Regions from separate parts of the Homo sapiens genome. Here all the other regions are linked to region 1. A link is a loop called in an ENCODE intact Hi-C map of the cell type or tissue named here. Cell type or tissue: heart left ventricle. All regions are shown on one strand. Region 1 holds the start of LOC124904255 (a long non-coding RNA gene). Region 2 has its middle 23 kb from the start of MC5R. Region 3 overlaps LDLRAD4 (low density lipoprotein receptor class A domain containing 4). Region 4 overlaps LDLRAD4 (low density lipoprotein receptor class A domain containing 4). Region 5 overlaps LDLRAD4 (low density lipoprotein receptor class A domain containing 4). Region 6 overlaps LDLRAD4 (low density lipoprotein receptor class A domain containing 4). Region 7 overlaps LDLRAD4 (low density lipoprotein receptor class A domain containing 4).

Region 1 (4,000 bases):
CAGATAGACGCTGAGGTGTGGCGATGCTGCGTGTTGGGGCGAAACGCGCAGGAGAAGTCGTCCAGGCTCAGGGACAGAGCCCTTGCTCCGGGGCTGCTCATCGTAGATTCTGGTCCTGAGAATCTAGAGCGGGGCTCCCACTTCTCCAGGACCAGAATTACCCACATGAAGCTTCTCTTTCTCATTTCCTTCTATTTCTCATTTAAATTAAAGAGTACAAGGCATAGGATGAATCATATTGGATAAATTTCATTTAAATGTTATGCATGAGATCCAAGAAACAAAATTGTGTTCTCAAATTCACATTCAACTTGAGGTCACTTGGCCCTCAAATTCCCTTTTTCTCAACATTCGTTCATGTTTCCCTTTTCTATTTATGTCTCCTTAGATGACTGACTAGCAAACTTCTATGGACTAAGTATGGCCAGGGTATAATTGACATGAGACAGGCTGCAAGGATTGACAGTGAAAAATAATCTTTTTCACCTCTCACTCTTTGAAACCAATTTCAGTTGATTTCCACCCAATTTTAGTAATATTTATCTCAATATTGTTTACTCATCTATCCCAATACTAAGGTACCATTCATTCCAAAAAACCCTTTGAGCCCCTTGTGTCAGGCACTATTCTGTGTACTGGGGTCCAAGTTCTCCACCAACGGAGCAAAACAAAGTCTCCGCTCTGCTGCGCTTCAGTCTGGGCCCTTGGAATGAGCGAATGGTCAGGATGAAGCCGATGTAGAATCATGTTGCATTTTACAGAGAGCAAACTTACATCTAAGTACCTCGAACTCTTAGCATTGCTATAGGGAGAGTGTGTGTGTCTGGAAGGGTGTGGGAGGGAATAGCTGAAGTGGAAAACAAATACAGGGAGGACTGAGTAGGAAACACAGGGACAGGCCGGGCACGGTGGCTCACGCCTGTAATCCCAGCACTTTGGGAGGCCAAGGCGGGCGGATCACGAGGTCAGGAGATCGAGACCATCCTGGCTGACACGGTGAAACCCCGTCTCTATTAAAAATACAAAAAATTAGTTGGGCGTGGTGGCGGGCACCTGTAGTCCCAGCTACTCGGGAGGCTGAGGCAGGAGAATGGCATGAACCTGGGAGGCGGGGTTTGCAGTGAGCCGAGATCACGCCATTGCACTCCAGCTTGGGCGACAGAGCGAGACTCCGCCTCAAAAAACAAAACAAAACAAAACAAAAAAAAGAAAACACAGGGACAGGTTCCTCCCATATTTTCTAGAGATAGAAATACAGAGCCGCAGCAGTTTCTAGTTATAAATAAGATAAGAAAGGGCAACACGAGATTGAGATTCATCACAAATGGTAGAAATTGAGATTATGATTTTAAAATTCAGCCCTCAATTTAAGGCGGTTAAGTTAGACACAGAGAAATTATGTGCAAGTGAAATAGAAGGCATTGCTTTGTGGTTTTGGAAAAACTTTTCTTCTTCATTGTCCATGGGGCGTTTAGATGGAAAAAGTCATTTCTTTTTCTACCTAAAGAGGGCAAGAGCACAGTTTCTCCAACCCCAAAGCATGTGAGTTTTGCATTTGTGGACATTAAATATAAACTAAGTATATGCTTGTCAGATTAGGATAACCTGTGTGAAGCACTTATCAGCTTATTGCTCATTTAAAAAAGTTTACCCAGGCAGCCAGGTTCAAAGTTCCCCTGCTACAAGCTTCTCAGTTAGACCAGGACCTGGGCATTCCCAGCTGGAGCGGGCTCATTGCCGGGCACAGGGCAGATGCTGGCTGGTTTGCGGGCTGAGCTGAAGAACTGTCAGCGCTGCTGTAGGTAGGTGGCAGTATGGCATGCTGGTTCAGCTCCCAGCTTTCTATGCAGCTAGTTAGGGATGTAAAACCATCTCTTTGTGGTCTGAGGACAAATTACTAAATCCTTCTAGCCTCAACTTCGTCATGTGTAAAATGGAGAAGTAATAGCTCCCAGTTATTGTGAGGACTCAATCAGACAATCCATGTAAAGCGCTTAGCACAGAAGCGCTCCATGAATGGTAGTTATTATTACATCACATATGAGCACTGATCAAAGGCTAGCGGCAATTACCACCATAGCTGAGAGCTGAGGGCTTAAGGGAAACTGAATTCAGCCAACATTTCACTAACTAAAAAGTCACTGACAAATTAGACAAAACGTAGGTTTCAAAAGATTCATTTCTCTGACATTACGGAAATATGAACTGGACAACTTTTTGGGGGGTGTGTGGGGACAGTTGAAAATGTTCACTCCTTTAATCAGCTGCATCTATCTTAAACCCAGCCTGAAACCCCTGCTTAGTGTAGTATTTTGATATGTCTGCAGGGGGGTTAATTTTGGCAGAGGCGAACTAATTTTGGTGACTGCAATAAAATTGGGTTAAAATGCTCATATGCTCTGGCAGTAACCAATCCCCCATCAAACATGGTAGGGGTGGCTGGAGGCAATGCGTGTACTTCTGAACAAAGTCTGCACTCAGGTGGAGGTCAAGTCCGAAATGGTCTTCACAGGAGGTGTAGGTCCTTCAAGGAGAAAGGGTCACAGCGCGAAGAATCCATCTGACCTTCTAGGCAGGAGCCATTTCCTTTAAAGAGGGCAGGATACTAAGGGGGCGACCAGGTGGGGTCCGGGGGCGCCTCAAGCTCCTCAAGGCTCGCCGAGCACTGCTCCGTCCTACTAAGTGTCCTGCCGCCCGACTGCACGTCTCTAGGCGGCTGCCCGAGGTCCCGCGGCCCGTGGTGCACACGCAGCCCGCGAGGTACTCTGTGCTGGAACGCGCCCCCAGCCTCCCGAAACCGCCCCCGGCCTGCGGGCAGCGAGCCGGCTCCTCCGGGCGCCCCTGCAGCGTACTCTGCGCTCGGCTTGGAGTTCCCCGTGCGGCCGGCGGTGGGCGCGCGCCACGCGGGCCCGAGCCCTGGGCGGGAGTGCGGCCCCGGGTCCCGCGGCCTCGGCGCCCGCGCGCCTCCCCCACTGCCCACCCCCGGCCTCCGGGCCCGCCCCCCGCAGGGGTCGGCGCAGCCTGTGAGCCGGGGACCCCTGAGCCCCCGCCACGGCGGCCCCGGTACCCGCGGCCTGGCCGCGCGCCGGGTCCCCACCGCGGAGTGGGAAGGAGGAGGAGAGACTGGAGGAGTTGGAGACAGACACAGCCGCGGCGCGCAGTCACGGCTGGAGACAGACGGCGGCGACGGCGGCGGGAGGCGGGACACTCCCCCCTCCGGCGACTGGAGGCGGGACACCTCCCCGGCGGCCGCAGCGCCGCGTCCCCTCTCTCCCCGCGCTGAGGCTGCGGACCGGGCCCGGCGGGATTAGCAGGCGAGTGCGTTGGCCCTGCCCGCTCCGCGCGCCGCCGCGGCCGGCCGGGGATCCCCTGCAAGCCACTGAGCCGCTGCCGCCGCTGCAGCCAGACAGGCTGCGGGTGCCTGGGAAAGTGGAAGCAGGGCGGGGAGCGCGGGGGAGGCCCGGGGGTGAGGTCCTCAGCTCTTAAAGAACCCCGGCGCGCCGCGCTCCCCGCCGGCCCGCCGCGCGCCCCCTGCCGCGCCCCGCACAGCGCCCCTCCCCCTGGCCAGCAGGGCCGGTGGCCGCGGAGCCGCACTGCGGGCAGTCCCCGCCTCCGCTCCGGGGGGGCGGCCCAGGTGAGTGCGGACCCGAGGTGGCCGCAGTGGTCGGGGCTTCTGGCCCAAGTTCACCGCTGCGCTCCGGAGGGAGGGGTGGCGGGGGACTCGGGAACCGGACGCTTTGGGAACTGGACGTCCGCGAGCCTGCGCCGTCGGCTGGGGCCGGAGGGAGAAGCTGGGCGCCGAGCGCGCGAGGTCTGTGAGGCTTGGTCCGGGTGGGCTTGCCGGTGGGCACGGCGGGGATCCGGGGCTGGCCCGCGGGCGGGGTTACGCCGGTGGAGGGACTTCGCCGACCCCCACCCCGTTTTCTGTTTCCTGGTGCCCTGGGGCGCAGGGTGTCCCGCGGTTGCAAGACTGAATTCTGCACCGCCCGGAGGCCAGGAT
Region 2 (4,000 bases), 580 kb after region 1:
CACTGCAGCCCAGGCTGCTCGCCTCGCACAGCACAACCTCTGTGGTGCAGCAGACCTGCTCCAGGTCTTCCCTGAAGCGGATGGAGGCTAGACTTCTCCCAAACCACAGGGGTGCTGAGCTGCCTTGCATGCTCGCCTGCTCCTCTCACTCCCACAGGGAGTTCTGATGAGAACCTCCCTCTTCAGGCACTCACCTGAGCAACCCCATCCCAGGCTCTGCGTCTAGGGAGCCCCGACCTAAGGCCGTCATGGTCTCACAACGCTGCTTCACTGTTTTGCATCTGCCCCACTTGGCATCCCCTCCACCATTGTCTCATCCAGGCCGCACTCATTCACCGAGCCCAGAGGTGCAAATAGAAATAGAACGCAAGCCACATTCACCATTGAACATTTTCTAGCAGCCACCTTTAAAAAGTAAAAAGAGGCCAGGCGCGGTGGCTCATGCCTGTAATCCCAGCACTTTCGGATGCTGAGGTGGGAAGATCACTTGAGTTCAGGAGTTTCACACCAGCCTGGCAACATACTGAGACCTCATCTCTTTTTTTTTTAATTAAAAAAAAAATAAGAAGAGTCAGGTGAATTTAGGAATGTATTTTATTTATCCCAATATATCCAAAAATAGTATACTTTTAACATGTATTCAATATAAGAATTATTATTGAGATATGTCACATTCTTTTATTCATTCCAAGGCTTTAAAATCCAGTGTGTGTTTTACAGCACATACAATTTGAATGCTAAATTCTCAAAGAAAATGCTCGATCTTTATTTAGATTTCATAACATCTACAATTGTAAAAAATGAATTCACATACTCAAGTTGTTCCAACCATACATACGTTTTCCAATCACTGAATTGAGTATCAATGTTAAAATTTAAGTTAATTAAGGTGAAATAAAATTAAGAATTTAGCGTCTCAATTGCTGCATTTCAGGTGCTAAATGACCACATGCAGCTGCCAGCTACTCTGCTGGCAGTGCAGATGTACGCTATGAAAGCAGCTTAGAGTTGGTGTCCACTCTGGGTGCAACTCTCCCAGTCGGCCCGCCGCACTGCAGTCACTTTGCCATGCTAACATGCACATTACACAGGAAAAATCAGTAATGTTGATACTGTCTTCATTTCAAATTTTGATATTATGTTCATCATGAACTTTTTACATTAATTTTGATTTTTAAAAAATATTGGATTACAGTATTATTTATCTCGATTATGGAGGTTTTGGGCATTCTCTTACATTTTGTGCCTGGGGTGAGTTTCTCATTTGCCTGGCCCTAGTCCTGGCCCTGTGTACTGATTGCCTGTGTGCACAGTGGGTCAGATTGCAGGTTCCTAAGGATTGGTGGGCTCTCCCTCCCTAAAGTCACTCCTCACCATCTAGGAACAGGAGCCTCGCACTTCCCTGCCTTCAGTCATGCTGTTTACTTAGTCTGAGAGTCACCTTTCTATTTTCTTTAACTAGCTATTTCCTACTCAGTCTGCAAACCTCCTCTCTGGGGGCAGGTTCTGGTGTTGCCTGGTTTTGTGCAGTTTTTTGCGCAGCCTTCACCTTCGCTGGCCATGCAGGGCGGGCCACGGCTGGGCTAGATGCAGTACTCTCTGCTCTGTCCAGTTCAGATACCGGGAGGCGTCGCCTGGAGCCCCTTCCAGCTGGGTCCCCGCTGGAGGCCCCGGCAGGCGATGCGGAGGCAGCCGGAGAGAGGCTGGGTGCTGCCCGTGGCCACTCCCTGCGCTGGTGCAGCCTTGGTTCTGGTGGAGCGCTAGCGCCCCCGGGCCCGCAGGTGTCGGGACGGGAATGCTTCCCGCTGAGGCCGGTTTCTGCGGCCTCAGCGCGCTCCGCCTCCGCTCTGGATAGTCCCTGCCTCTTCAGTTGCGCCTTTTGAGCAGAACCCCGCCTTATGCTGAGATTTTGCCCAGTACGTTAGACGTGGGCTGGTTTCCCTCTCCGAATCCTGTAGTCATTCTTACTTCTCTTTTGCTACATTCTGGGTTATGTGATTTTCATTCTGGGCTTCTCTCTTTCTGCTTCGTTTCGCTGTAAACGGCCTGAGGACAAAGCAGGTCTCCCTGACGTTTGCGCCCCTCGGGAAACCCAGCCCCTAGCTGTGCACGGGAGCCCAGTGAGCGCTGAAATCGACACATTCATGGAGAAAGGCAGTTATAGAAAGTGTCTTAACTCATGGCTACCTGCGACTTCTTGTAGAACGTCTATGAAACAGGTATTCTGAAATTATTCCCAAGATGAGGAGGTTTTAATATTAGGAAACATTTTCTAAATATTACTCCATTCTTATTCACTCTGGAAATAGCCTCTCCTTAATCTCTATTTTCTGAAAATAGAAATTCATGTCAAGATGCTACATTATTGAACTGATGTAGCCATAGTCTTTTACTCCACAGAAGACTTACAAGTTCAACTGGAGAAGGGCATGCCATTTTAACTTCCATCCACCAGACAAGAACTATTTATATACATGGAGGTTGCTGCCCTTAACTTCTTCGAGATATGTGACATTCCATTTAAAAAGAGATTGTTCAGGCCAAGCGCAGTGGCTCAAGCCTGTAATCCCAACCTTTTGAGAGGCCAAGGTGGGCAGATCACCTGAGGTCAGGAGTTTGAGACCAGCCTGACCAACATGGTGAAACCCCGTCTCTACTAAAAATACAAAAAATTAGCCTGGTGTAGTGGTGCACACCTGTTATCCCAGCTACTTGGGAGGCTGAGGCAGGAGAATTGCTGGAAACCGGGAGGCGGAGGTTCCAGTGAGCCGAGATTGCGCCACTGCACTCCAGCCTGGGCAACAAAGAGTGAAACTCCGTCTCAATAAATAAATAAATAAATAAATAAATAAATAAATAAATAAAAAAAATAAATAAATAAAATAAAACAAAAATAGGTTGTTCAGAGTAGCAGAAACTGAAAAGAATTGAAGGAGAAAAGCTAGGTCCAAAGTTTAGATTCCCAGTGCATCTCATTTGAATTTTTCTTTATTAAAAATTGCTTGTTTTTTCACATGCCGCTTTGGAGCGGGTTTTGTAGAATCCTGGGACCACCACTTTCTAGCCATGTGACCTTGGGCATTACTGAATCCCACCAAACCTCAGCTTCTCCATCTAAAAATGGGGATAATCATACCTTCCTTTTATATATTAGAAGATACTTAGCTGGCATCTAGCAGGTACTCAATATATATTCTCACACTGTAGTGTACCTAAGAACAGATCATTAAAAGCTGACATTCCTAGGCCTCTTCCTTCTGAGGTTCTGGGCTAGCCTGTGGGTGCTCTGGCATATGTATTTGTCACAAGCCCCTTAGGTAACTCTTATGCAGGTGGTGTATAGACTGCACTTCAGGAGATGCTTCTGCAGAGCTCATCTTCTTGGGATGATAAATGCATCACGAGGAGTCCTGGACCTCCATGGCCTGCTCAGGATGTGTGTATGCAACATGGTCTTACAACACTCGAGCTCAAACTCTCCCAGCCACTTAGAGTCCAGCTGCCTTGATGTCCACTCCTCTCTTGGCTGTACACAGATGGTTGGAAACTGGATCCTAGGTCTCCTAGGCCTCCAAGTCCTTGTAGCCTTCAGTAGAGATTAAAAGCCCTGTAGAGAGAACCCATTGGCCATCCTGCATCGTGAGCTACTCTCCCCTGGAAGGAGAAGGAGCATCTGCTCCTTTATTTATTTATTGAGACGGAGTTTCACTCTTTGTTGCCCAGGCTGGAGTGCAGTGGCGCAATCTCGGCTCACTGGAACCTCCGCCTCCCGGTTTCCAGCAATTCTCCTGCCTCAGCCTCCCAAGTAGCTGGGATAACAGGTGTGCACCACTACGCCAGGCTAATTTTTTGTATTTTTAGTAGAGACGGGGTTTCACCATGTTGGTCAGGCTGGTCTCAAAATCCCCAGGTGGGGATTCCTCCTCTTCTCATTTACATCAGATTGTTCTTCAAAAACTGGATCGAGGTCCGCACTCTCCACTGTTAGAGTAAAACCCTG
Region 3 (4,000 bases), 240 kb after region 1:
AGGATTTCAACATATGACTTTGGGGGTGGGGAGAGAGTACAAAAACTTTCAGAGCCTAGCAGTGCTTCCCATTTCTTAGGACAGTTCTCCTTCCACTAGACCCTGTCCTCACACCAACTTGTCAGGTTAGGCAGTGTCAGGGTGGCAGGAGGAAATCACCCGGAAGGACCCTCCCTTGCAGAGTAGGCAGCCTATGGTGAACGTGGCGTGTGCCCCTGAGAGTAGGGACTGGGCCTAGCTAGGAAGGCTGTCAGAGGGGCAGGTCCCCAGTAGCTGTGCCTTTGGGATTATGTAAAAAAGGGTTTGGAGGAATCCACATGAAAGCCACAGCAGGAGATGAATAGGGAGGGAAGTCAGAGTGTGCCCGGCACAGCAGGGTCCCAGTGTGGTGTCCCCAGTTTTGGGGTTCACGGTGGCAGCGGCGGCTCCTGGCCACCCTCCTTGCAGCGCTTGGAGGATGCAGCGGGTGCAGACTGGGTGCCGTGGAGGGGGGCGAGGAGGAGTCTGGGGCTATCTCCTGGCAGAGGGATAGCTCAGCAAAGGTGGTGGGTGCACTAGAGAGAGAGGAGGACCCCTGTGAGCAAGTCTCTGCGAGGGTAGGATCGAGCCTAGAGAGTGGAGATGTGGACGGAAGAACTCCAGTGCACAGGAGGAGACTCTTCTGAAGCTGGAAAGGAGGAAGGCGGGAGTCCTTGCTCCTGGGCAGAGCTGCTGCTATGAGTCAGCCTGGGGCTGGGGAGTTGGAAAAATACCGACATAGGAGGGATCTGCAGTCCTGACAGTCAGCATCTTGGTCATGCTCTGCAGTGTTCAAAAGAGCTTTCTGCGTGTATGAACTTCTCTCCACAATTCCACCAGGTCGCGTGTTTACTAATTGCTAAGTGCTTTACTTGAGTCATCTCATTTAATTGTTAGAACAACCATATGTGATAAGAACTCATCGGACCCCTCCTTAGGATTAAGGAGGTCAGTGGCAATGAGTCCAGCCTCAGCCTGAGGGGTGACCCCCAGCGAGAACCTCCAGGAAGGCCAGAGGCAACGTCCTGGGGCAAGTGAGGGGGACCACGGGGGATGCTACATGGAATGCTGCTTTCCAAGTGCAAATGACCAGGGAGAGAAAGGGCACAGAGATGGGCTTGTGCTCTGCTCAGCATGGGGAGCACCGCAGGGGTGCACATGAGCGAGCGTGAGGTCACGGGATTTGCATCATGTGCAAATGAAATGCAGGAATCACAGGGACAGTCATCGTTTTAAAAGAAGCAGGACCCCGGTATCTTGCCCTTTGAAAACAGATGATGGTGGACTTTGTTTTGCATTGCTCCTGGTGTGCCTGTGGTTGCGTGCACGTGCTCGCGTTTTGGAAATGAGGAGGCCCGTGAACTGGTGTCCTGCTGTGTGTGAACTTGGGGTGTGAGGTTCGAAAGGAGCAGGACCCTTCATGATGTTTTTCTTGGAGGCCCAGCCCTGAAACTTGTTTGTGTCATACATGACAATGGATTTGTGCACTTTTTGTATCACAGGAATGAGTTAAAATCAAGAGTCAGCAGCTCCGCTACTCCGTAGTGACCTTGGTTTATTAACACCTCAAGCCTGGTTTTTCGCAGCTGCCGGCAAGGAAGGCAGGTTTGATCCCTGGAGTCACTTGTGACGCAAAAAAAAAGCATTCTGAAATGGTGACTTGACCTCTGTTATTAACTTTAATGAGATAAATATTAGATGGAACATTTAGCCAAGAGAGGTGTTTCTTTGTAAATAGTGTTATTATTTTCAGGTGTCTGAGAGAGACGTTGATCAGGGCATGCGATGTCTTTGAGCCCCCGCTGAGATGAGAGCCCCAGCTCTGAGCAGTGCCCACCCATCCTCTGCAGGGCGCCCGGTGCTCCACCTGCCCTTCCCTCTGTTGCCCCTCATTACCTCCCAGCCCCGTCCCCAGTACTGCTGTGTAATCTGTTCAGTGGGGACAATAATGACGCAATGTGTGATCCAGAGTCTAGCACCTCGTGGCGCCTTGATGGAAATAGAAAGCTGTGATCACAGCATTAAAATATGCTAACAGGCTGCGGGAGCTAATGGGCGCCGTGTTCACACTGCAGATGTTCATTCCGGCGCTGCCGCCGACTGCGGGGACAGAGCCGGAGGCTGCGCCGTGCACACCCAGCTTCTCATGGTGGTTTTGTTTATTGCCGGGGTGTTCTCCAAAAGGGGCATCCTGCCTCCTTTATAAGGTGTGCTGTCTTTCTGGCTCTGCGATGATATAAGACCCCTTTTTGTCTGACTGTTAGATGCGCAAGCAGACTCAGTGTTCACGTGGAGGGAATGTTAGCAATGATAACAGGGTGCAGTCGTTTGATGAAAATAAATTGGATTTTATCCTGTTTGTGGTTAATGTTTATCTAGTTGGAGTTTCTGAGCACTAGAAAGGGGTTCCAAATGCATTGTCTAAATTTGTGAAAGAATTCCAGTATACCACATTTAAAGGGATGATTTAAGTGCATTATATTAAGTTGTGAATAATATGGAATTTTGAGTGTCTGGCTTGCAGTGCTGTCTTCCATTTGCTTCCTGGGTCGGCCTGGGAAATGACTCCATTCTCTTCATCATCTTTGCCCTTATTACTAGCCAGGCACCTCACTCCTTATTTTCGTGCTCTTACTTTGGGGAAATCCATCGGATGAAACATACACTCAGTGAGTAGACAAGGCAGCCAGAGGCTATCTGCTTACAGGTGGGTGGCTTTGTCCACGCTGAAGGATGCCTGTCTCTGCAGAGAGGGTAGCAGCAGGACATGCCTGGCCCGGGATGGCCATCCACCTGAGCCACAGGTCTGGGCACAGGCACAGATGAGCTGGGAAAGGGGCTGGCCTGGTCCAGAAGGTGCTGGAGGGCAGAGAGGCACTGTGTTGCTGTGACAGTCCCTGATGAATGGGGATGTGTGGGATGTCATGTTGCCTTTGGAGATCAGACCACTCCAAGCCCTCAGCAGCAGCCTTGGTCCTGATGTGTTCATTCATCAGGCATCCCACTTGGCTGCGCACAGTGCTGGATCACCTGCGGCGGGAGCAGGGCATGCGCCCTGGTGGGTGCTCAGTCCGCGTTTGTTGAGTGGATGATCACAACCCTGCAAACATGTCACTGAGCTAGGCAGTCCAAAGGGTGTCCCTCCAAGGGAGGCGAAGCTGGTGGATGCTGGACACCTGTATGTGCAGGAGCTGGGGGCTGGGGAGGGGGCATAGGTGCTGCCTGGGAGAGGCACCAGGTGTCCTGGCACCAGGACCAGGGATGTTCCTCAGGCTGGGCTGGCAGACAGGTCATTTTACCCAGTGGGCACTTAGGCAGGAGGCCTGGGGTTTCCAGGCTTTTTGGGGGCTTATGCAAATATTGCAGACCTGAAAAAAATTCTGCTTCCAAGATAGGCAGCGAAAACTGCCAAATTAAAATGCACACATTTAATTAAATGTTGACAAAACGTGATGGCTTGTCAAATAGTCACCTGCAATTCATTGTCTCAAGTGGGATGTGGTGCTTTTTCCTGGGTTTGATGTGACATCTATGAGGCCCGTAAAGGTCATGAGATGCCCTTGGGTAGCCATGGTGAGAAGAGGCTGGAGGCTGCAGGGGCACCTGCTCCTGCTGAGCAGGTAGAGGAGACACTAGGAGCAGCTCAGCATCCCCCCACAGCCTGGACGGCTCTGAGGGTGGGTCGTCATTCCCTCTGATGAGCTGGGCCGGATCACTTGAGATACAGGCAGAAGGTGGAGAGGGGGCCAAGTCATGTCCTCCCCGTGGCTGGGGCAGAGCTGTGCATCTGGCTTCCTCCTTCCACACAGCCCCAGGGAAGATATCCGGGGGCTTGGCAACCTCCCCTTCAGCTGCATTCAGCCCCACACCGGGTGCCATTTCTGGTGATCTAACATACAATTGAGCAACTCTTGGTGGTGCTAAGATAAATGGATGATAAATTGCAGTTGTATATTTTTAAGATTATGAAGAAAGCAAACAT
Region 4 (4,000 bases), 220 kb after region 1:
TGCTGAAAGACGTCCAGGTGATCCCAATATGCAGCTAAGAGGAGGGCCTTTCTCCTAGGGTTATCAGTTTGTTTGAAATATCACAATAATCTCGTGATTAGAGGACCTGAATGCACTGGGCTTTTGGGTGGCACAGTGTGCTGGGGACAGCCTGTCCGGAGTTGGGATGGAGGTGGAAGCCTGCCTCTGTCAACACCAGTTTTGTTAAGTTGGACAGATATTTACTGTGCTCTGCAGTTCTCATTCCAGCTTTAGCATTAATTCTTAGCACTTAATCACATTACAGCAATTTTCTAGTATTTTCTATATCACATCAAGAAGCCAATAAATTAAAATTCTCAATCTGGTCATTCTGATTCCAGTGGCCATGTGATGGAAAGACCTTACTCTGATATTGGGCTAATGACTCACTGCTGAGATTTAGATTTTATAAATTTGATTTTTTTTAATTTTTAATTTTTTAGAGACTGGATCTTGCTCTGTCACCTGGGCTTGGGAGCAGTAGCATGATCATAGCTCACTGCAGCCTGGAACTTCTGGGCACAAACGATCCTCTTGCCTTAGCTTCCTGAGTAGCTGGGAGTACAGGAGTGTGCCACTGCACTTGGCTAATTTTTAAACTTTTTTGTAGAGACAGGGTCTCGCTTTGTTGCCCAGGCTGCTCTAGAACTCCTGGACTCAAATGATCCTCCTGCCTCTGCCTCCCAAGTGTGGAGAGTGTAGGTATGAGTCACTGTACCCAGCTGAATTTGAAATTTAATAGGTTGATGTTGTTTCCGTTATCTAAGAAGTAAGAGCCAAGCACATTAGTAGCACAAGCCTTGTTAGTGTTTCCTGAGTAAGGTTGAGCCTACTTAAGACAACAAGTGATTTGGGGAACTTTGTTATGCATGGGGCCATGCCCATTACAAGTGAGTCTCTCACATTCCTTAAAGTGGATTTGGAAACTGAGGCAGTGCTATGAGATGAGGCAAAATGGAATAAAATGGGAAGAATAATATCTGCTCTAATTATTTCACAGGGTTCTTATGAGGCTCAGATCAAATTATTCATTTATTCAACAAATGTGTGATTCACCGAGTGCCTGTCACAGGCTGGGCGGCCCTCTAGATTATGAAGGAGATAAAGAAGGGAAATGTTTGGCCTTGGAAGGAGCAGCAAATTAGTCACTGCTCATATTTTTAAAATAGTTCATGTCATAAGCTCTTTGAAGAGGGCTAGCTCATTCACTTCCGAGTTTCCATGTCTCAGTACCTAGCACAGAACATAGAAGCGGCTAATATATTGGTTATATGAACGAATGAATGAGCCACAGAATTCATTTCCTTGCAAGCATGTCGTGTCTCCCCCCAACAAGTTAAAATTAGTGAAGTGTGGATGTGGTTTCATTTCTTGGGTAGTTTAATGTTCCACACCAACTTGAATATGGTAGTCTAACCTTGGATCCTTTCAAACCACAGCAATGGTGAACTTTTTAGTTAAGAGTTTGATTCAATTCAGATTAGTATTCCTTTTTCCCAATCACTGTTTTAGCAACACAGGGAGTACCTGTTTTCGGTTAATGCGCTTTTCATGTTTGGTATAAATCCATAGTCCAATATTTCTTTTGGAAAGGAAGATAAATTTTTCCCTTGACATCCCTTTTTTCCATTAAGTTAAAAAAATGTTACTTAGTAAATGTGATTTCAAACAGCTGGGTTTTAATCTTTCCACCTTATGGAAAGAGAGCGTTTGGCTCCAGCAGCACCCCCACCACGTGGCCCAGCCTCACTCTGCACACAGATTTTCTAACCTGGATGGCGCCGCTAGCGAGGCGCTTGTGGGTGTGCATTTGGGCTGTGTTCACATGTTATTCTAAACTAGGTCAGCAGCTCGGCTGGTTTCTTTTTCTATACTCTTTTAGGAGAATGTGAACAAATGGAGGATTATAATACGCTTTTTATACAGGTTCACAAAAATACTTTGAGGACTCTTAAGTTGTGTTTCTTTACAACAGGTGAAGGTTATTGTCTTGCGGGCCACAGTTCGCCGCTGAGAGGCAGGCTGGGCTCTCATGGGGTAGCCCCACACATGGTTAGCATCGCTGGAAGAGGCCTTGGTGTGCCGATGCCCAGCCTTTTATTTGAATGATTGAAAATCTGAGTTGAAAGGACCTTGGACTTGATCCAGGCCTGCCACCCTTATTCCAGACAGACAGAACCAAGGCCTGGAAAAAGGAAGAGGCTGTGACAGTCAGTGGCGGTGAGGAACCCGGGACTCCTCCAGAGACTCTGTCTTCCCGCTGTGTACTGAGTGGGCCGTGCTGTGTGAATCCTGCCAGCTTCTGTGGTTTCCTAGGGCCAAGCCCACACTCAGAATGCAGGATGACAGTCACTGTAAGATGTAATGGACCTTTCTGTGCTCAAGTGTATATAATTGTGTAACTTCCTTTATTCTTCATTGCTTAAATGGATAGTAATGTGTTAAGTGTGCAAATTTATTTTAAAGTCCTACAAAACTGAATTCCATTTTCAAATATTGATTCGTACAGACTTTAGGGAGCCTGTGTTCAGTGTGGCCTATAAGGATTTGGGTATGGGACCTGCCCTATTTTTATAGTTCACCAGCATGGCCCTTTAGCAGAAAGCACACATGATTTTCCCATGTTTTACATTGTAAATTCACTGCTACCCATGCCTGGTATTATGCCTGATTTTTCTTAGGCATGAGAGGAATGAACATCAGAGAGGTGAAATATGTTGTCCAGATTCTCACCACAGGACAGTGGCAAGTGGGAGATAAAATGTCTGAGTGTTCTTTTGTTAAGCCAGCGCTCCTGAGTTCTGATGGCCCCTGCCACGGCTGGCTGCACGGGCTCCCCCATTCTCGGAAGTGTGGAGAACTGCCAAGGATGTTTTCAAACCGAATAATAGAGCCCCACAGCTATGACTTTTGCAGAGCAGGTTGTGGAAAGAAAGAGAGCACCTGTGCTACTGTGTGGGCAGTGCCGTAGAGTGAGGCGTGCAAGGTGGGCCTCGGTGCCCCTGTGGAGTGCAGGAGGGCACCATCCTGTGTGTTTCAGACGAGGAAGGTCCTTACCCAGATGGCCCTTCTCTGAGTTTAGTGTCCTGGGCTCTCCAGATAGTCTGAGCTCCCAAACAATCATGGCATGCAAATGGGGGAAAGAAAAACCAACGACAGTCACAGCTCAAGAGCACCAAGCTTGCATTGACTGCTCCATGCTTTATATTGTACTTTTTCAGAGTGCAAATTCACCTGCACCAGTGGTAAATGCTTGTATCTTGGTTCGCTGGTCTGTAACCAACAGAACGACTGTGGGGACAACAGTGACGAAGAGAACTGTCTCCTGGTGACCGAGCACCCGCCTCCGGGCATCTTCAACTGTAAGTCTCTCCTCCCACCTGGGTGGCACTGTCTGATGTGGTTCTGAAACGGTTAGGAGGTGGGGTCACTGGGACATGGGAAGGAGGTTGTTTTCTGGTTAAGGAAAGAGATTTGCATTTTCACAAAGGAAATGTTTTCTTCTTTTAGGATAGAGGGACAGCATGTTCAAAAGTCAGAAATTTGTTCTGTTCTCTAAAGTGGTCAGCGGAGCTGTTTTGAAATAGGCTTTTGCTGTTTGTCTGAGCAATGCCTGGATTCCAGGAAATCATGTATTGATTTAGTATTCTTCATACCAACATTACTACTTCAGAAGTAATTTTAAATAAGCAAAGAAAGATATGTGGAAGGTACATAATTAATCATGCAACTGAAATATGAAAGTAGAAAAATTTACATGGGATCCTTGAAGGTTCTGATCATGTGTTTTTCTATTAGATACTGGATGGAAACAGCTTGAGTGAGGTTTTGACATGTGTGAATCCCCAAGGCTGAGGCTTTGAGCATTTCTTGAATTTGAAGAAGTGGAGTCAGAGTTTGAAGTTCGTTGGTTTTCGATCTCATGGTTTTTGTGACAAGGAAAGAGAAAGAAGGCAGCTTTGAAAGCCCGCTGAACTTC
Region 5 (4,000 bases), 310 kb after region 1:
TAGATTCTGCAGTAACACCCGTGGTTCCCATTGCACACCCCACTGGCTCCTGCATAGCAGCGTTCCCCCAACTGTAGGATACATGACTCCCAGGGGGTTCCAGGAAGATGCAGATTCTGATTCTGATGTTGGGAGTGAGGCCTGGGCATCTGCCTCTCTCACAAGCTCCCAGTGATGCCCCTGCTGTTGGTCTGTGGCCCACGCTTTGGGTAGCGAGAGCTTAGATCCTCGGCCGTGGTTCTAGCTTCCCAATGCTTTGGATCACAGGAGGCCAGAGACACTGGCCCAACTGATGTCAGAATGATGGGAAGTCGAAATAGCAGCATCTACTTGAAACCCTTGCTTAGAAAGTACAGAGATTAAAGATGTGTAGGGAGAACCTGGTTAAGGAGCTCACTGTCTGATTCTGGCTCTGAGCAAACCAGAGCTTGCCCCCAGCCACCCCCTCATTTGGCAGTCCTGGGCCCCCAGTTGCCCGGCACTGGCCAAAGGCCCATGTACCATAGTGGTGACCTTTCAGAACTAGCTACTTGGGAGATTCAGGTTCTCTCTTTGATGTATTCCTCCCACATTCCAAAGGGAAAGGTATTCTCCGAAGATGGCCTTTGATGATACAAATGGTGGTGATGACTGTAAGCTACCTGGAACACTGATGCCTGTTAAAAGGAGGTCATCCACAAGTAGAAAATGAAAAAATGCATATGGAGACCTTGGCAACCTCAAAGGCAGGCTGTCGCGGTGCAAGACTTTTAGAAAGCCCTGTAGGAAGCTGGAATGCCACAGAGCTCACAGAACTAGACCCAAGTAAATAATACATGCCTTTAGGATGGGATCTATCAAGTGACTTTGTGAAGTGTGGTTTTCATAGTCATGTGGACATGGCAAGAAACAAAGGTTGAGCTGCTAACCCCTCCAGTGTGAAAAACACTGAAAAGAAAATATAACTTTTGGATCAATAGCGATCCTATCCTTTCTCTGAATGTTGGCAGGACATTTAAATAATGTGTGCACAGAAGACAGCGTTCTGATGTCCTTAAACTTGTGTTTCATCCACATAGGCTGTCCACAGAGTGTGTCCTCTTGTTACGCTGTTACTGCTTTAGAGACTTCCATGGCACCATCCCACCGAGGTGGAAGAGGTTCCGTTTTGAAGCACTGTCATCCTCAGATAATGTTTGCTTTCATGAAAAATGATGTGTTTATCTCTGTAGTCGGAAGCTTTCTCTTTTGAAATATCTCAGATAATTTGAGGTGACTAGGTGGTATTTCAGGGTGAGTTTCATCCTCAAATATGTGTCCTTAGAGGCCAAGTTAAAGGAAAAAAAACACTGCCCGATCATAAAATTCACATTTGAGTCAAAAGAATTAAATTTGCCCCCTACCTGTGCTTCCAGCCATGTGTCTCCAGACTCCTTGATGGATGATTTGTGGAGTCACCGACCTGCTGCTGTAAAAACCATAAACCTCAATAAAGTGATGTGGAAATGTAGTGTACAGCTGCAGACTTTTAAAAGTAAGAAGAGGAAGGAACACATGTTCGTCTTCCTCCCCCAGAAGAAAAACAACATTGGATTCTAAAAGATGGCCTCCTCCTTTTTGCTCCCACTGAATGCCACAGCTGTTAATGGACAGTCTTAGAGGAGATGATGGGGTCATCAGTCTGTTTCTGGAGCATTCCGAGGCTTTAGATAGGGAGCAGCATGATTCTAGCAGTGCTGCGTGTTCTTGGGCAGCGTGTCCTTCTAGTAGGAGTCCAAAAACATCCTGGCCAAAATGAAATGATTTCCAGCAATATCTGCAGTGAAAGCAAATTGACCCAAGGATAATCTGTCTCCCAGCAGAGAGAGGCGGCAGGGTGGGGTCCGCTGGCTCAGCGAGGCACCCTGGACTCTCTGCCCACTGAGTGAGTGCTCTCGTGCCCTGGCACGATAAAACATGGGTTCTTTGTTACAGCTTGGTGACGTGTGTGACATGCAGGGACCCTGCCAGGGCCCAGGGTGGACCCCCAGAGTGAGAGCTGTGGCTCCTGCTGCCTGGAAGCCTGCCCTCGAGCCAGGAGGAAGGGGATGGGGGCATGAGAACCATAGCATTTGGTGAGCAGCCCCCGCAGATGTCCCAGGGTCATGGTGGTGTGGGCTGGGGGTGGGGTGGGGGGTGGTCCTGGGCAGCGAAACTTCATTTGGAAGGACTATATTCTAAACACTTCCAAACCAAAAGTCTGGATTTAGAGTAAAGTTAAGCTGCCTCTTAACACAGTGGTTCTCCTTCGTTTCATCTGCTGACCACACTGTGCCACCTGCAGGCTGGTCCGCTTGCTGGCTGTTCCTGCACTCTACAAAACTAGAAGTTGCTATTCCTTAACCCTGGGGCCTGCCTTGGGCTCAGGACCAGCCCAGTCCTGGAGGCAGCCAAGGGTCCACAAAGGTCACATGGGCACTGGGTGGCACCAGTTCCAACTCAAGATTAAGTCACATGCTTGATGTTCCTTTAATACAAAGTCTGTTAAGTACGGAGACAGATGTGTGACTGTCCTACTTGTGGAATCAGTCTTACGGCTTAATAATCACACTTTGGCCGTGCGCACTGTGTGATTATAGAATCACATCTATAATCTCAGCACTTTGGGAGGCAAATGCAGGAGGACTGCTTGACCCCAGGAGTTTGAGACCAGCCTGGGCAACATAGTGAGACCCCATATCTAAAAAAAAAAAAAAAAATAGGTAGCCTCCCAGCTACTCAGGAGGCCAAGGCAAGAGGATCACTTTAGGCCAGGAGTTCAAGGCTCCAGTGAGATATGACCGCACCACTGCACGCTAGCTTAGGTGACAGAGCAAGACTCCATCTTTTTTTTTTTTTTTTTTTTAAAGAAATCACACTTTGTGATAACAATGTCATGGGGAGAGGTTGTCTGGCTCTGGTCTGAGGTAGGAGGAAGGCACAATTCCTGGTGCTCAGAGATCTGCTCTTTGGGCTGGAACCCTGATGGGCCTCCTTTAGTAGGAAATGGAGATGGAGAGAAAGCGCTGCATCTTTCTCCTTAGAGAACTCTGGGGTTGTGCTGGCCTCAGAGACAGTGGAGGGGGTGAGGGTCCTCTGAGGGCGGGAGCGGCCATATGCAGGAGGCTGCGCTGAGGATGCAGGGTGGCTGGTGGCCCTGCTGGGGGGCGGCCTGGCCCTCTGGAGACAGAGCTTCCCATGCCAGTGGCTGTTTGTGCTGTGTGGAGTGTGATTTTCACACTGACCCCCCACCACCCCCAATGTAGGCAGAGTGTGGTCCCCTGCCTGGTGGTCATGTTACTTTGGAGGATAAAGAGTAGGAACCCTGGTCCATGCAGGGTGATGGGCAGTGAGAGATGGGAGCAGGGCTGGGGACAGCCGATGCAGCCTCAGAGCTGCAGAGGCAGCTGCCGGGCTGTTAAAGTCACCCGGAGGGATGCACCCCGCCGTGCATGCGGTGGACGGCTCCTGCAATTGCCTTCAGAGGGTAAGAGCGATTGGGAGGGGCAGCGAAGCAGCCGACTTCTGGAGTATGTATTATTCCTCCCTCTGAGAAATACGTGACTATACATTCAAGATTGCGGCTGAAACTTCGGTGGTAGTATTCGGCCTGGATGACCTGTGGCATTAAACTGATGCTTATAAAGTAGATGTGCTAGTTACTAGGATTTGGTGATCTGAGTTTATTTCCAAACAGGTCAGGCCCAGATACAAGCGACCGCGTAGTTGGGAGAAGAGCAATGCTGGAACAGTGGGTCCCTGTCTTCCACATTTTCCTAAAGTGGGAGGGAGGCGGAGGAGTGGGATAGCTTTTGATTGAGGGCATTGACATTTGTCTAAGGAATTAAACAACTGGGCAGCTAGATGACCTCAGTAACCAGTCTCGTCTCAGCCCCAGCCTTTTGATGCTCATCATCTTGTCTGGTTTTATAAACAGGGAGATGAATCCACCTTCATCGGACTTGGCAGGACAGAGGCATGTTCATCTGTGTAATCAGGTTTA
Region 6 (4,000 bases), 250 kb after region 1:
AGGCTCCCTCCCTGTCCCCCAGTTCTCCTTTTCTCTATTCCCTTCCTGTACCTCTTTTGGAGGCCATGCTGCCTGCCCACCCGCCTCCCTGGAGGTGTGCAGCCCCCTGAGCCTGGGGTTCAGAAGAGCAAACCCACCGGCATCCCAGGGCACCTGCCTGACGAAGGGAACAGGATGCCTTCTCTGCATTCCCTTCGTTGCCCTAAGTTAACACTATAGCTCCATTCTGTTATTTTTGTGCTCAAACAGGCTTAAAAACAGTTGTTAACACATATTCTCATCTCCCAAATTGTCATTTTTTTGAGATGGCAAGGAATACATCACGCCTTTGGATGGCTTTAATTTACATCATCTAGTGTTCACCTCATTCACACGATTCTGATACTTATTTCTAATTCTGAGTAACTAACGGCAGGTGACAGGGCAGTCACCCAACAGCGTATAGCACCTTGGGGCTTCACAGAAAGAGCCCTGCATGAGGACCTGTGTGTCACCCACACTTCAGGCCAGCTTGACAGCCACCCCCGCCTTTAGGGAGCTGCAGCAGCTAAGAAACATGTACTGCAGAATAAGAGAAAAGGACCCAAGATTGCTTTTTAAAAATGTGTTTCTTAACTTGTTCTTTGGCATAATTTCTGCATTAATGGATAGTACTTCTCAGCCTTTCATGAAATTTCTGCCTCTTATATGTGGAGAAAACAGAGGCTGTTTTAAATTATAAAGGAAAGCTTTAATCTAGTCCAAGAAACTGGGGGAAATAGACTTCTTTTCTCGCTTTCAGCCCCATTTCCCTACCTAATGTTAAATATGGCTATTTCTCCCAATTTAGAGGGTTTTCTTTGTAGAATATGAATGAGCTATTTACTGGGTAACAAAAAGACAAGCCTTTCAAGTACAAATGGAGCTTTGGAGATCTCTCAATTTGAAAGACTAATCTCTGCATAAACACAACTGTTTCTCCATATTGCTGGGAACACTCCATCTATCTGTTTGGCCACATTTTCTATTATGGTTTTTATAAAATGAAACGATGGCTAATAGCTCAGCAGAGAAGTATTTGGGCACAGTAGCAATAGGGATGTGTTTACATTGCTTTAAACTGTGTTGTGAGCAAAGAATAGTAATTTTCTATAGAAATTGCTCTAATCTGATCAGTAGAATTAGGCATTGCATATTTTCATTTCTGTACCTTTATCGGAGCTTATGTCAACTAATAATCTCATTTAGATACTTGGGTTTTTCATATTAAATATCTGGTTATACCTGCTATATCTTTCAGCCTCAAAACTCTTAGATCAGGTCTTCCTTTTTCTTTACACAAGTGGATAGCAGATGTGACAATACCACTGTCTGCCACAGGGAATAATTTGAGGGGCCACCGTGTGTCTAGAACCTTCCACAGGGAAGTGCACCTGAATGTGGAAAGATGGTGCCATTGCTCTTAGAAATGCCCTTTAGGGCTGACAGAGCCTGACTTTTTTTTTTTTTTTTTTCACATCGCTGTAGATGGGGCTTTTGAAACCCTCCTTCCCTTCAGCCCCCACCCCCACCCCCACCCCAAGGTTTTAGGACAAAATGGGATGAGTGAATTCATGGCTTGACAGACTGAACAGAAAAATGAGGCTCCGTGCTCCATATTCATGTGCATCTGCCCCTCATGGTGACATGCTAATTGGTTGGCCGGTGCACAAGACAAGGAAGTGCAGGTTTCCTGTTGCTCACACAGTGCTTCCTGTCTGCTGTGGCAGGAGCCGGGAGGAAGGGAGCGAGCCAAGAGGGGTGCTGCCCACCGGAAACGATGGCGCGAGGCCGCAGAGCTAAATGGGGGCCTCTCCAGGGAGTGCTCTGTTCACGGCTCCATCGCTGTTAGTAAGTATCTTGTGATTTCGGAATTTAAATGAGGTTGTGTTTAACCTGCATAACATCTGGCTTTTAAAATCTGACTTTATTTTCCTTTTATTTCTGTGCATCGGCTCAGGCACACTTAGTGGTTGCTTAGGTGTTGAAGTCAGGTTACCAAACAGCACGCCCTCTCTTTATTCTCAGGCTGCGTGTTTCATTGATTCTGAAGGTCAGATGGCTGTGTTCAAGTTCTGTTAGTATATTGGTGTCAGAAATGAAAAGATGATGTAACCCTTTATAACTTCTTAAAGGCTCATATCATGTCAGGAAATTAACCTGTAGGAGTTATGGACAAATGCCCATCCTGATGATTTTCAGCCATGAAAATGAGTAAAGGGGAGATGGGCATACGAAAGGCTGCATGTGTTGAGCATTTGATTTTGGAGGAGGATGCATTTGTTGTTTGATGGAGTCTACGACCTTGCCCTCATTCCAAAGGGCAGCCTTTGGCCCTGGGCATGCCCTCATTGGCTCACAACACCTACAAACCATACAACATTTGGCATCAGGGTTGTATCTGTTGGTGGAGGACACAACGCCAAAAGGAAATGGGATTTCCTGGTTAGGCCTGCGGCTTGGCAGATGATTGTTATGGGAAAGACACTGAGTCTGTTTAGGCAATTTCTTCCTCTTTACTAATAAAGTGTTCCTATTTTGAAAGCAATGCTGAGTTGTGGACATGTGTATAAACCGTAATGCTGTAAGTTAGGCCTCTCTTGTCTAGAATCTCAGCCTCTTCATACTCTCTCCCCCTTTTTTGCCATATTATTTTCCTTATCACTAACTATATATTTTACCTGTCTCACTTACTATCTGTCTCTCCTCTCAGAGTGTTACTCCAGGAGGGCAGAGATAACTGTTTAGTCCAGGCTGTGCCTTCGGTGCTCAAAATAATGCCTGGGTGCAAAATAAATATATCTTGAATGAAATAATGAAGTAATCTTTAAAATGGTGCTCCGAGCATAATTTTCATATAGTAACACATAGTTTGCAATTAGTTGTCTCTTTCAGGGATAATGGAATTGTTCAACATAAGAAAATCAGGCCTGGGCACGGTGGCTCAGGCCTGTAATCCCAGCACTTTGGGAGGCTGAGGTGGGCAGATCATTTGAACCCAGGAGTTCAAGACTAACCTGGGCAACATGGCAAAAGCCTGTTTCTACAAAAAATACAAAATTAGCTGGGGGTGGTGGCGGGTCCCTTTGGTCCCAGCTACTTGGGAGGCTGAGGTGGGAGGATCACCTGAGCCTAAGAGGTTGAGGCTGCAGTGAGCTGTGATCATGCCAGTGCACTCCAGCCTGGGTCACAGAGTGAGACCTTGTTTCACCAAAAAAAAAAAAAAAAGGAAAATCAAACAATATAATATACCACATTTATAGAATGAAAGAAAAAAAATGAGATCTTCTCAATAGACACAGAAAAGGCATTTGACAAACTCTTAACCTTCTTTGATTATAAAAACACACAAAAACCTAGAAATAGAAGGAACTTCTTCAACAAGATAAAAGGCATGTCCTCGTCCAGCTGGGTGCCTCTAACAAAATACCATATACGAGGTGGCCTGTAAACAACAGAGGTTTATTTCTCATTGTTCTGGAGGTCGGAAGTCTGAGATCGGGGCACCACCAGATTCTGTGTCTGGTGGGGGCCTGTTTCCTGGTTCATAGATGGAACATTCTTGTTATATCTTCACATGGTGGAAGGGGCCAGCCAGCTCTCTGGGATCTCTTTTATAAGGACACTAATCCCATTTATGAGGGCTCCGCCCTCATGACCTAATCACCTCCTGAAGGCTCCACTTCCTAATATCCTCACATTGGTAATTAGGTTTCAACATGTGAGTTGTAGTGGGGCACAAACATTCAGTCTATAGCAGGGTATTTATGAAAAACCTACTAATACCATACTCAGTGGTGAAAGCTTTAAACCCTAAGACAAGGAACAAGAGAGGATACCCACTTTTACCAATGCTGTTCAACATTGTACTCCAGGTTCTAGCCAGAGCAACTAGACAAGAAAAAGAAATAAAAGGCATCCAATTGCAAAGAAAAGAATGAAAACTATCCCTGTTCAAAAATGACATGATCTTATGTATAGA
Region 7 (4,000 bases), 160 kb after region 1:
TACCTTGTACATTTTCATTTAGACTGGATTTTAAAGCTACCTTAGTTATTTTTTATAATAAATTCCAGAGTTTTCCAAAATTCTCTCATTTCTTTTAAAATGACACGTGTACAGTTCCATTCTTCTTTGATAATATGTCTACATTTATAAATATTTTCTAAATATTTCACATATTTCCACCATGCAAACGTGTGGAAATGTGTGAAATATTTAGAAAAAATGTGTACGTTTGATCCTCAACCACGTGGAATTTGCTTTTACCTTTTAGAGAAATCACACTTGGAGGTGATGTCATGTGTCCCTGATAATTACACGTAAATGTTGGCTGTTTTGTTACCTTCTGACCCACATAGGTCGTCTCTTGGGATAGCACAGGTAGCAGAGGATGCTGCAGAGGCCAGAGCCCTCCCAGCCCTGACCCCACACAGGCTCCTATGGAGGCCGGAGCCCTCTCAGCCCTGACCCCACACAGTCTCCTGTGGAGGCCAGAGCTGGGTCATGGACTGCAGGCTGCCGATGGGAGCAAGCTCTCATGCAGGAGTGGCTGTCTGTCCATTGTTGGTCTGTGGAGAAGGTTCTAGAGCCAAAGAACCTGGAGTCTAGAATCTCACTAATTAGATGTGGTCCCCAGCAGCATCAGCATCCCCTGGGAGCTGGTTGGAAATGCAGCCTCTTGGGCCCTGCCCCGGACCTGCTGAACCGAATCTGCAGTCACCACATCCCCGGAATTTGCAGGCACCTTAATCTCAGGAAGCTCTGGTCTGGATCTTCGCTTTCCCAGAACAGCCGTGCATCAGAATCACCTTTGGAGCTGATGAGACACTGCAGAGTCCTGCCCCAGCCCCGACAGATAGTGATTCAATTGGTCTGGGGTGATTCTGCCACCCAGCCAGGAGTGGGACCCGTGCTCTGAAATGGTCATCCCTGTTGGCTGAGGGGCGATTGAGAAGGCCAGCACCTGCTAGGTGTGTGTCTGGAAGTCTGCAGCAGCTTCAATTACACAGCCCAGCTGCTGGGAGCCTCATCTTTAGGACTCTATCCCCAAGTGGACATCTTATTCCTAAAGAGCACCCCAGGCCCTGGACCTGTGTGTAGGTGCCGTCTGCAGCCCCATGACGGGGATGGAGATTTGCAGGCGTCTAGCCACCCAGCCTCCACTCCCTTCCCTTCCTGTTCCCATGGAAACAGATTGCGGGAACACTGGGCATGGTGCTATCTTTACCCGGTTTTTGGCGATCTGAGGTCTGTTTCCATGGGAACTAGAAGGGAAGGGGACGGTAGTGGAGCAGCTAGACTGCTTTTAGATTTTGATGGCAGCCTCTGTGCTCACTGTAAAACCTGCTTTGCCCAAGTTTACCTCTAGGCCAGGGGTCCGTGCAGCTCTGAATGCAGCCAGGACTCATCTGGAGGAGAGGCCGGTGGAAAAGGAGGAGAAAAGGAGGAGGTCTGAAAATATCCTTGAAAATGCCAGTCATTCCCTTTTCCTCCAGGAAGCCATTTTTAGGTGTTGGTATAAGTTATTTAAATGCCATCTTTAGTTATTATTTCTTGTATGGTTTTATTGAACATAATAACATGTTTTTATTCAAAGGAAGTGAGGAGATGAGTCATTTCGATAGGAGTGATGTCTCCGACGTGGGGAATCCCTGTGGCTCGGCAGTGCGAGTGAGTCACAGCTGGCTCTGTGTGTTGGGCTGGAAATGAGGGCCTGCTGGGTCAGGGCAGGGCCGAAGCTGAGTGAGATGGGGAGGCTTGGGTTGGTGGTAAGGACAAAGTAAAGTGATGCTGACCTATTTAAGTATTTGAAGATGAAAAGCTAAATTCTAATCTAAGCAGGCCCTGGCCTGAGTGAATGCTCTGAGTGTTCAGTTATGGAGTGGAGTTTACTGGGGCAATCATGGTGCTCTGCTTTTCCCTCCCTTCCCTCTGTACAGTCAGGGAACAGCACCCTCTTCCTCCCTGCCAGGGAGCCTGCACCTGGTGGGAGGCCTTCTCCTCCTCGTTTCCTCCCGCCCGCCAGCGCCTTGCTCTTCAACACTGGTCTTGTCCACCGGCGTATGTGTGTTTCCCGATTTCAAGTGTATTTGTTAATTATCTAGTTTTTAAGTAAAAATAGAGGGTAGTTTTGGTGATTGCCTGGGGTATTGGGGATATTTGGGGAGCAGTGGCCCAGATTATCTTGGTGAAAGTGGCAGCAGCTTACTTTCCTTGGAGGAGTGAAATCAAGTCCTCGTTCTTGCCGTTTGAGGGAACTGTGTTCACTTCATCAGACTCTGGGAGGGAGGGTAGGCACGAGGTTGCTGTCTGTTGCGGGAAAGCTGCCCCTCCCTGCCTGTCCTCCCAGGCTGTGCGGGCACTGGCCTCTGTCTGAAGAAATGTGCTTAGGTCTCCATGCAGAGTAGGGGTTGGAATAAATCGATTCCTACTTGTCAACTCCAGTGGGGAAGGGAATAAATAAGGGCCAGATTCTGAGAGGGAAAAAGAAAAATCTAAAGAAGACATGACTTTCCGTGCAGAGGAAGTTGGCGGTCAGGCTGGCGCGGCCCACGGTCGCTTAGATCATGAAAGGCCTCTCAGAGCCTGTGCATCCCCATGAACAGCGGCGTCAGCTGCCAAGCATGGCAGTTATATTCCCTCTTGCCAGCGGCATCCTGTGGTTTTCTCTGGTGGATCCCAGGAATTCTCCTGCCTGGATCTGACGGTGGACATATAAGACAGACAGATCCTTTCAGCATCAGGTATACACAGGGGCTTCTTCTGCGGGTGAGGGCACAGCTCAGGATGAGACGGCTCCTGCAGTTGCCGATCAGTGCCTCTGAAGCCCAGCAAACTCAGCACACCCTCGGCGTCCGGTGCTGTGGAAGACTGCTCTATCACACGCGGTTCCAGAGGGGCCAGTTCTGTCTTCCAGGAGGGCACGTATCTTTACCGCTGCCTGGGCTGCCTGGCGGGATACATGGTACCTGTCTGTGGTGCTTTCCCCATGAATAACCCTCACTTGCTTTTCCTGTGTGAGAGCACACGCACGGGCCTTCGTTACCAAGGCAGTGGAAATTGGTCTAATGAACTCTTTCTGCCTGGCCGGAGGCCTCCAGAACACAGCGGTGGGGTTTGTGGCCCCATTAGTTAGAGACCAGGCAGCCTTCCCCTGGGTTCTCTGCCCTCTGTGACAGCTGCTCCTGGGGACAGATGCACTTTCACATCCTGCCTCGCCTGGCCTTGCAGGAAGTCAGGAAGCTCTCTCAGTGCTCCCTGAAGGTGCATCGAGTCGGGACTACCCGTCAGAAGGCTTAGTGTGCCGGGCCCCGCAGGTGGCATTTGATGTGTGTCACACCCAAGAGCTCCTCTGTCACACTCTTGGGTCTGCTCACTGCCGGTAACATCAACGCCAGAGCCATCCTCTGACAGCACTGTTTTGCATTCTGTCCTTCAGACATCGGCTGAAATATGCATCTCCTTGGATTTCTGTGGCCAGATTAAGTTATTTCACCAACATGAACTGACTAGGCTGCGTCACGTCTGTTTCCATAACTTGGTCTGCCTCAATGATGGTTTTGCTGCTTGAATTGCAAGTCATTCTTGGAAAGGCTGGTCTAGAGGTTATCTTTTTTTAGCTCTTAGATGAGTGCCCGTGCCTTCTCCCAGGTGGTTGTACAACCCATGACTTTCCTAGGGTGGCACGCGATTAACTGCAAATAATTTCTTCTTCTGGTTCCCTTAAGTGGGAGAAATAGCAGAGTGGTTGAACCGAAGTTTAAGTTCTAAGAGGATATCAGATGGGCCTGTATCTGTTTCTCCTCTTCAGGCAATAGAAACCGCTTCCTCTCTCCAGAGGAAAGTGGGACTTCCCCTACCTTTTGTCATAATGGACATACTCAGGCAGTGAGGAGTCATCATTCCGCCAGAGCACAAACTGCTGGCCAGTCCCAAGAGCTTCGCGAGCGTGACCCGCCATTGAGCCTACATTAAGTTGCATGGAGCAATAGGCAGAGCCTCGCAG

Evidence for each region. A loop is a pair of places that touch in the nucleus more often than their neighbours do. Peaks named below come from ENCODE experiments on the same cell type or tissue, not always from the same donor. Only the 100,000 strongest peaks of a DNase experiment are listed, where the experiment ranks them.
Region 2: a loop joins it to region 1, with 4 times the contacts of the local background. A loop is called at or near these places in 22 of 110 quality-filtered maps.
Region 3: it touches region 1 in a loop (4-fold over the local background); 29 of 110 quality-filtered maps call a loop at or near these places.
Region 4: it touches region 1 in a loop (2.8-fold over the local background); 24 of 110 quality-filtered maps call a loop at or near these places.
Region 5: it touches region 1 in a loop (18-fold over the local background); 91 of 110 quality-filtered maps call a loop at or near these places.
Region 6: it touches region 1 in a loop (2.6-fold over the local background); 21 of 110 quality-filtered maps call a loop at or near these places.
Region 7: a loop joins it to region 1, with 3.0 times the contacts of the local background. A loop is called at or near these places in 56 of 110 quality-filtered maps.

The regions. Positions count from the first base shown.
Region 1 is chr18:13,214,461-13,218,460 of GRCh38, forward strand. It overlaps LOC124904255 (a long non-coding RNA gene), which reads right to left and starts at 2,812. Exons shown (of 2, transcript XR_007066300.1): 1 at 1,652-2,812. It also overlaps a transcript of LDLRAD4 not described here. RefSeq lists silencers at 2,791-2,840, 2,921-2,970, 3,091-3,460. In heart left ventricle, CTCF peaks have their summits at 1,802 and 2,830; DNase peaks (open chromatin) are centred at 1,761, 2,871, 3,261 and 3,750; H3K4me3 peaks cover 1,873 bases; H3K27ac peaks cover 1,857 bases.
Region 2 is chr18:13,799,380-13,803,379 of GRCh38, forward strand. No RefSeq gene overlaps it. Among named protein-coding and RNA genes, the nearest start is that of MC5R, 23 kb to the right of the region's middle. In heart left ventricle, a CTCF peak has its summit at 1,769; a DNase peak (open chromatin) is centred at 1,762; H3K4me3 peaks cover 673 bases.
Region 3 is chr18:13,451,880-13,455,879 of GRCh38, forward strand. The region is part of intron 4 of LDLRAD4 (low density lipoprotein receptor class A domain containing 4); the gene reads left to right. Among named protein-coding and RNA genes, the nearest start is that of MIR5190, 6.1 kb to the right of the region's middle. RefSeq lists enhancers at 3,073-3,716, 3,717-4,000. In heart left ventricle, no CTCF peak of the experiment used is centred here; a DNase peak (open chromatin) is centred at 2,093; H3K27ac peaks cover 2,982 bases.
Region 4 is chr18:13,435,002-13,439,001 of GRCh38, forward strand. It overlaps LDLRAD4 (low density lipoprotein receptor class A domain containing 4), which reads left to right. Exons shown (of 7, transcript NM_001378100.1): 4 at 3,243-3,383. Among named protein-coding and RNA genes, the nearest start is that of LDLRAD4-AS1, 9.5 kb to the left of the region's middle. In heart left ventricle, no CTCF peak of the experiment used is centred here; no DNase peak of the experiment used is centred here; H3K27ac peaks cover 1,697 bases.
Region 5 is chr18:13,528,745-13,532,744 of GRCh38, forward strand. The region is part of intron 4 of LDLRAD4 (low density lipoprotein receptor class A domain containing 4); the gene reads left to right. Among named protein-coding and RNA genes, the nearest start is that of LDLRAD4-AS3, 60 kb to the left of the region's middle. In heart left ventricle, a CTCF peak has its summit at 2,313 (motif pointing left); a DNase peak (open chromatin) is centred at 2,317.
Region 6 is chr18:13,463,243-13,467,242 of GRCh38, forward strand. The region is part of intron 4 of LDLRAD4 (low density lipoprotein receptor class A domain containing 4); the gene reads left to right. Among named protein-coding and RNA genes, the nearest start is that of MIR5190, 5.3 kb to the left of the region's middle. In heart left ventricle, no CTCF peak of the experiment used is centred here; a DNase peak (open chromatin) is centred at 1,779; H3K27ac peaks cover 1,601 bases.
Region 7 is chr18:13,373,813-13,377,812 of GRCh38, forward strand. All of the region lies in intron 2 of LDLRAD4 (low density lipoprotein receptor class A domain containing 4), which reads left to right. Among named protein-coding and RNA genes, the nearest start is that of LDLRAD4-AS1, 52 kb to the right of the region's middle. RefSeq lists enhancers at 1,306-2,505, 1,506-1,635 and a silencer at 3,738-4,000. In heart left ventricle, a CTCF peak has its summit at 1,967; a DNase peak (open chromatin) is centred at 1,689; H3K27ac peaks cover 1,596 bases.